Regions from separate parts of the Homo sapiens genome. Here region 1 is linked to region 2. The links are chromatin contacts, found by Hi-C or POLR2A ChIA-PET in ENCODE. All regions are on one chromosome and are shown on one strand. Each heading gives the region's core, a stretch centred on a gene start or an enhancer-like site at or near the end of the contact. The rest is flanking DNA. Distances are from core to core; before and after follow the strand shown. Region 1 has its middle 32 kb from the start of RYR3-DT. Region 2 overlaps FMN1 (formin 1).

Region 1 (4,050 bases), core at 317-2,816, 200 kb before region 2:
CACCATGGAATACTATGCAGCCATAAAAAATGATGAGTTCATGTCGTCTGTAGGGACATGGATGAAGCTGGAGACCATCATTCTCAGCAAACTATCACAAGGACAAAAAACCAACCACTGCATGTTCTCACTCATAGGTGGGAATTAAACAATGAGAACACTTGGACACAGGAAGGGGAACATCACAGACCGGGGCCTGTTGTGGGGTGGGGGGAGAGGGGAGGGATAGCATTAGGAGATATACCTAGTGTAAATGACGAGTTAATGAGTGCAGCACACCAACATGGCACATGCATACATATGTAACCAACCTGCATGTTGTGCACATGTACCCTAGAACTTAAAGTATAATTTAAAAAAAATTAAAAAAGAAAGACAGTGTCTGCACGCGACTCTTAGAACCGCTGCAGCCAACTTCCACCAGGCTGAGAGCTGAGACAGCACTAATAATAACAGACTCGAGAGATGGAACAAAATCAGGGCCTTGGTAGCATTGCTGAGCCACTGAATCAATTTAGCCTGAAGCCTCTGGACTTTCAGTTAGGGAAGGTAATACATTTCCTGATTGTTTTAGCCACTGTGAGTTGGGGAAAAGGAAGCGGTCTAGGGGAATGATTCACTGTGGGGTGAGGGGAATATTCACAGGCACAACCTAAAAGGGTGGACAGTGACGGAGGTCATGGACATGGGGTAGGGTAAGTTAGGTAGACTGGGTCCACCCAGCCCTTTGTCTCCCTTACTAAGCAAGCACACTTTGCAATCAAAGCAAAGCTAAGAGAAAGAACTTTCCTTGGGGTTTCATGTGTTTTACTTAGCCAATGTAGCAGGGTTACAAATAACTCAGACTATATACTCACATGTACAAAGAAGTTGTAGTTAATTTCCTGTAAGCCTCCACCCCCTCTAGGTACTTGCTAATTAACTTGCTAATTAGAGTTTCTGTCTCTTAGGGTTTAAACAGTCTCCTTTTGGTTAAGTAATCATATTATTCAAAGTTCAATTTCCTACGGGGCCTGGCATGATTCATACATTTTGGATGACACAGTCTCTGGGTAAATCCTCAGCCTTCAAGAGTGCTGCTTTACTATCTTTCTCCTTCCTAAGAGATGGATCAGACACCTTACAGTGTTCCTGCGGTGGGTATCCTTTGGGGGCTTGCTGCTGTAGGATGGCTCATCTGATCTATACACTTAACTGGTAACCACTGTGTTATGGCCCATCCCCTATAACCTTCTCAGATCTTGCACTGGTACTCATCTCTGGAGTCTGGGTCCCAGCTACCTGCACCTTTATAAAGACCCCTCTCATGGGAGCCTCTTCATCCTGCTGGTGCTCTGGCTCTCCCAGCACTTCCCATCACTTGAACAGGGCACATAGGCATCCTTGCAGGCAGGCTGAGGCTTTGGGGGAGCCAGGAGCACTGCCCCAGCCTCACCTGTCCCGTCAGCTCCCCCTGCTCCATGACTCTGATGCCATGTTGGACATGGAGCCAAGCAGAGTGCCACACTCCCCAGGGGGTTTCTGCCTCCTCCGGCTTCTCTTGGGAAAGCAGCCCTGAGCCTGAGGGTTGTGGATGACTCAGTGGTGACTCACTTTTATGTTCCTATGTTCCCATTAGCTCAAGGCTTGGGCTTCAGAAGGGAAGAAAATGAAGACCTTAGCCTCTAGAACTTACCTTTGGTTCCCTTGTCCTTTTCATAAACTTGAAAGTGTTGAAAATTTTAGGCTTCTCATTTTCCCATCTTTTTTCACAGGCCTCCTCCCACCTAAGACTCTAAGGTCAGTACCATCAAGCATTAATCTGTTAAAGAAAAGAGCTTTAGAATTTAGAAATACCATCTCCATCTCCATAAAGTTTGCCTTTAAAAGCTTTTAAACTTACAAAACTGGTTAAGCAAAAACCCTTAAGAATAGAAATTTAAATGACTTTTTAAGGCAGGACTACCTTTTTCTTGTGTGGTACAATGAACCTCATTTTCAACACTGTCAAGTTTGTGAAAAGGACAAGAGAACCAAAGGTAAGTTCTAGAAGCTAAGATCTTCATTTTCTTCCCTTCTGAAGCCCAAGCCTTGAGCTAATGGGAACATAGGAACATAAAACTGAGTATCAGACTATAGGAAAAAGTGACAACAAATCAACTCCATCTATCTATATCTAATATATATATATAACAATATAATATACAATTTTATGTATATATAAAAATCTATTTAATTAGTCACACTACAGAAAAATGGGGTTAGAGCAGTGGTCATAATTAATGATGGGGAATGAATGGAGACACATGGAGTTATCCCACCACCTACCGAGTTAGACAGGGTACAGTGCCTGTTCTGTCTTCTCCTCTGCAGCCCTATTGCCAGGATAGGAAATACAGGTTACATGAGCTTTTTGATCAGCTATATATCCTTCTTGAATGCTTTGATGAACTGTTATAATTGGTTTTGCAAGTTTCTATTTCTCTCCACTGTTATGCTAAGGAATTAAATTCAAAATGCTACAGATAATCTTTGAATAAATATGATTTCAATGAAAAGGGGTCCATAACCCTGTCTAATTAAACCTTTCTATTCTCTGACATCGTTTCAATAAAATATCTGATCTTCTGCAATGACTCCAATAATTGGTTACAGTTGTTCACTGAAATTCAAATTCCCTTCCCACTATCAGAGGAGAAGCAGAGCCTGCATCTGCCCCAGGACACACCAGGGCAAACACAATAGCTAGACAGAGAGAGGATTGTTGTTCTCAGCTGGGATCTGAAAAAAAAAATCCATCATCTCAAAAACCAAATACAGAAAGTGAATGTATTAATTTTTAATGAAGAAAATGTAACTAACAGGAGGGTGGATGCTTGTGTTCAGTGAGTGCAGCTTCTCCCTGAAGACAATTTTCCTGGGATACTAAATTATTATCAGAATGTTGTTTGGTGAGCATGGCATTACAGCAAGTGGAACTAGTTGGGTAAATTCTGATGCACATTGACGTTGGGGTGGATCCACTGCAGCCCCTCTAGGGCCACAGCTACCCCTGGGGTGGGCTACTTTCTCTCCTGGACATTTTGGAGATACACTGCTGTCATAAGAGTCTCTGAATCTAACTTTTCTTTCCTGTATACATTAAAACAAACATTTCCAACCTTTTCCTCCTATTTGTTTATTTCAGAAAACTTAGACAAGCAAAATACAACAAAATAAATAATACTCTCCCAGAGACAACCACTATTAAGATCCTGGACATTCTTTCAGACTTCTGTTTTCATCAGTTGTCGTTCTGACTTTTTCTGCGCTCAGTCATCCCAATCTCCATCCCCAATCAAGTGTGGGTCCCAGCCCTGGGTGAGGGCCTGGGGAAAGGGTAGAGGAGGCACTCAGAGCACACAGTTCAGCACCTTCTCAGAGGTATAATTCACATGTGCTAAAGACCATGGCAGCAGTTTGAGCAGCCAGCAGAGTGCTCCACCAGAACACGACAAACACCCTGGGAGTTTGCTTTGCCCATGTTCCCTCATAAATGAAATTTCCATCCCATATTCATGGACAGAAGAATCAATATTGTTAAAATGCCCATACTACCCAAAATGATCTACAGATTCAATGCAATTTGTAGTAAAATTTCAACATTTTTCAGAAAATACAAGAAACCCTAAAATTTGTATAGAATCACAAAAGACACCAAAACCAATGCAATTATGAGCAAGAAAAGCAAAGCTAGAAGTGTCACACATCCTAATTTCAAAATATCTTACAAAGCTACGGTAATCAAAACAGTATAGTACTGATGTGAAAGCAGACATATAGACCAATGGAACAGAATAGAAAGCCCAGAAATAAACTCACATATATGTGGTTAGTTAATCTTTGACATGGGTGTTAAGAATACCCAATGAGTAAAGGATAGTCTCTTCAATAAATGGTACTGGAAAACTGGATATCCCAAAGCAAAAGAATAAAATTTGAGAGAGAGGTGGAGCAAGATGGCAGAATAGAAGTTTCCACCGATTATTGCCCCCTCAAGGACACCAATTTAACAACTATATAGAAAAAAAA
Region 2 (3,734 bases), core at 18-2,517:
TTGGACCAGCACTGCCGTGCTTCCAGTTTTAAACCTGACTTGCAGCGTCACAATCAGGATGTTAACTTTCTTAAGCCTTTTTCTGTGGCTACACTGACTCTCATTAGTACGTGATGAAAGGTAAAACATCTCATACTTGAAATAATTGGTGGGAGTTGGCATCCGTGAGTCAGGATGGACACTGGTGTTAAGGCTACAGCTGTTACTAAGTCCCCTCATTTAGCTGGGCATTCATCTTTTAGTTACTAAACTATGAGAAGACTCAGGGGTTCCTTGGGGAATGGCAGGAGGTGGGGTTGGTGTAGGACAAGCACTAGGAAGACTCTGGGGGCATCTATTTAACAAACTAAATGAAAACAAACAAACAAACAAAACCTCCTTTACCTTCACAACACTTCTGACATTCTGAGACCCAAGTGTACGTGTTTTTCATAACAAGCAATTCCCCAATTGCCTGTAGACACCAACTAGATGTCCCACAATTCAATTGACACGATCTACTTGGAACTGTAGCCACATCCCACAAGTTAAGGATTCGGTCCCACAAAACTGCCACACCTCAGATGCCAGTCACAAGTAGTGGGTTCCCAGGTTACCCATAACTTCTGTCCAACTTGGATACAAATAGGTTCCTATGACCCCCTCTTCGGGTTCAGTAATTTGCTAGGATAACTTGTACAACCCAAGGAAACAATTTACTGACTATTACTGTTACCAGATAGGGGTCTTGATCCAGACCCCAAGAAAGGGTTCTTGGACCTTACACAAGAGAGAATTTGGGGCAAGTCCATAAAGTAAAAGCAGGTTTACTAAGAAAGTAAAGGAATAAAAGAATAGCTACTCCATAGGCAGAGCACAGTGGTGTGGGCTGCTTGACTGAATATACCTGTAGTTATTTCTTAATTGTATGCTAAATAAGGGGTGAATTATTCATGAGTTTTCCAGGAAAGGGGCAGGGATTTCCTGGAATTGAGGGTCCCTCCCCTTTTTAGACCATATAAGCAAACTTCCCAACATGACCATGGCATTTGCAAACTGTCATGGCACTGTTGGGAGTGTCTTTTAGCATGCTGATGCGTTATAATTAGCATGTAATGAGCCGTGAGGATGACCAGAGGTCACTTTTGTAGCCATCTTGGTTTTGGTGGGTTTTGGCTGGCTTCTTTATGACATCCTGTATCAGCAGGGTCTTTGTGACCTGTATCTTGTGGTAACCTTCTTTTTTATCCTGTGACTAAGAATGCCTAATCTACTAGGAATGCAGCCCAGCAGGTCTCAGCCTTATTTTACCCATCCCCTATTCAAGATGAAGTCGCTGTGGTTCAAACGTCTCTGACATTACCAATTTATTACAAAGGATATTTTTAAAGGATACAAATGAATAGCCAGATCAAGAGATACATAGGGTGAGGTCTGGAAGGGTCCAGAGCACAAGAGCGTCTGTCCCTGTGGAGACAGAACTTCTTTGGGTAGGGTTTTTATGCAGATTTCATTACATTGGTGATTAGCTCAACCTTTAGCCTCTCTACCCTCCTGGAGGTGAGTTGTTGGGACGCAAAATGCCAACCCTAATCACAAGGTTCCCTTGGCAACCAGCCTCCCATCCTCTAAAAGTCACCTCATTAACATAAGTTCAAGTGTAGTTGAAAGGGGCTTGTTCTGAATAACAAAAGATGCCCCTTTCACCAATATTGTTTCTGAGCTGTTTCAGAAGCTGAGGACAAAAAACAAATATTACAACTTCTATATATATTTGAATATATTTGAGTATATCCAAATATTATTACTACTTCTATGGCTCTTATCACTTAAGAAGTTACGAGGGTTTTAGAAGTTCTGTCCAGGACCCAGATGAAGACGAAATATACAGTGTATTTCTCATTATATCAGTATATCACACAACTGGTACTTTGGTGTAGATGCTAGACTGCTGTGTAGGGAAGCTCTGTTTGGGTAATTATCCTGCAAATCCTGGTCAAGCAAATTCTGTAGACTATTATGGGCAAACTACAAAGCTCTGGAAAGACTGAACCCAAAGCTCTGTCAGCTCCACTTTTGGGCCATGAAGTTTCCAAATATTGTATGGGACATGCCTATATTACAAAATTTTTTGGTTTTTTTTAATCTAAAATTCATATTTAACTGGGTATCCTATATTTTATTAACTAACTCTATCACTCCTAGATATTACTTTTGAAACAAGATCCAAATGTGTGAATTGCCCTTGGGTAGCATCTATCAGTCACCCCGGAGCGCCCATTTAGGACATGAATATTAAGAAGTTAGCCTGAAGAGTCAGTTTTTTATGTTCCACTGAACTAGGAGCTACCATTAGCCATGCATCTCAGGTCCTAGGGCACTTTCAACCAGATTTATCAAAGGCAACTGAATATAGTCAGAGACTAGAGAAGCACTGGGGCCTAAATTCTTATAACAAGTGCAGTTTCCTGAAGATACCATTGGAGAGGAATGCTCACCATGGAGAATAGTTTGTAATGTGTCTATAAACAAAGACATGGGTGGGTAGAAAAGACCCTAAAAAGAGGTATGGCCTGAAATTGAAAACAAAGATATGAAAAGCAGGAAACAGGTAAGTAGTCATTAGGATTATATCCTGGTGGCAGTACTCTCTGGAAATAAGATTTTGCATGCCAGCTTTTAAAACACTTTGGGAGGCCGAGGCAGGTGGATCACCTGAGGTCGGGAGTTGGAGACCAGCCTGACCAACATGATGAAACCCCGTCTCTACTGAAAACACAAAAATTAGCCGACCGTGGCGGTGGGCGCCTGTAATCCCAGATGCTCGGGAGGCTGAGGCAGAAGAATCGCTTGAACTGGGAGGCAGAGGTGACAGAGCGAGACTCTGTCTTACACACACACACACACACACACACACACACACACACACATTGTTTTCCAGCCTGGGTGACAAAGCGAGACTCCGTCTTACACACACACACACACACACACACACACACACACCCCTGAACTCTTCTTGTTGATTCTGGTTTCCAAGGCTCATCACAATCCCCTTCTCACCTGTGAGGCCCTGCATACTTTTTACTGAATTAGCTTAATTGTCTGGGGAAGACAAAGCATCCCGTTCCAAGTAATTGTATCTTATGAACCTGGATGTAATTACCAAGGCTCCTCCCAAGCTTGACTGTCTAAACGGTAATAAGAACCTCCATGTCTTACCGATCACTTCCTAAAGGCCAGACCCTGCCCTTAGAGGTGTTAGTATACATACTGTACAAATCAGCAAGGGCACGGGCAGGATTTAAACCCAGATCTGAGTCTAGACTCAAGTACTTAAATGTTAAGTCCTTCTACCGCTCCACTACTTCTGGACTTGTTTTCTTTTGTTTTTAGTTTAAGAACAAAAGACATTCATTTAATGGATGGGGATTAGCTCCTATAATCAGTGAGAAGGATTGGGATCCAGGCTCAGAATTAGACAGCTAGAACTACAACCAGAATTACAACACAGAACTCATCCAGTAAAAATTCTGCAGCTACTAATATGGGACACTAGATTCCTCAGGCATGCACCAGGTATCCTGGGTCTTTCAAATTAATGGTGATTGAGGTGATGGATATCCTAATTACTTTTAATTATTACATATTGTATTCAAGTATCAAAATATCACACGTACCCCAAAATACGTATATCAATTTTTTAACATTTAAAAAATAATGGTGAAATATTGTTGGAAATGTTACAAATGCAGGTT

Evidence for each region. A loop is a pair of places that touch in the nucleus more often than their neighbours do. ChIA-PET counts read pairs that join two places held with the same protein, here RNA polymerase II (POLR2A). Pooled maps may share reads with other maps.
Region 1: a loop to region 2 is called in a map of mammary epithelial cell, with 10 times the contacts of the local background. The contact joins two enhancer-like sites. A Hi-C loop is called at or near these places in 1 of 168 maps with a recorded cell type or tissue (mammary epithelial cell) and 4 of 50 pooled maps. POLR2A ChIA-PET finds 5 or more read pairs at or near these places in 1 of 52 experiments (OCI-LY7).

The regions. Positions count from the first base shown.
Region 1 is chr15:33,276,512-33,280,561 of GRCh38, reverse strand. No RefSeq gene overlaps it. Among named protein-coding and RNA genes, the nearest start is that of RYR3-DT, 32 kb to the left of the region's middle. Within about 2 kb of position 1,566, at least 4 of the 41 ENCODE cell types and tissues checked have a DNase peak (open chromatin) inside an H3K27ac peak, as active enhancers do; they include mammary epithelial cell, where a contact is called at or near this core.
Region 2 is chr15:33,081,269-33,085,002 of GRCh38, reverse strand. All of the region lies in intron 5 of FMN1 (formin 1), which reads left to right. Among named protein-coding and RNA genes, the nearest start is that of FMN1, 110 kb to the left of the region's middle. Within about 2 kb of position 1,267, at least 3 of the 41 ENCODE cell types and tissues checked have a DNase peak (open chromatin) inside an H3K27ac peak, as active enhancers do; they include mammary epithelial cell, where a contact is called at or near this core.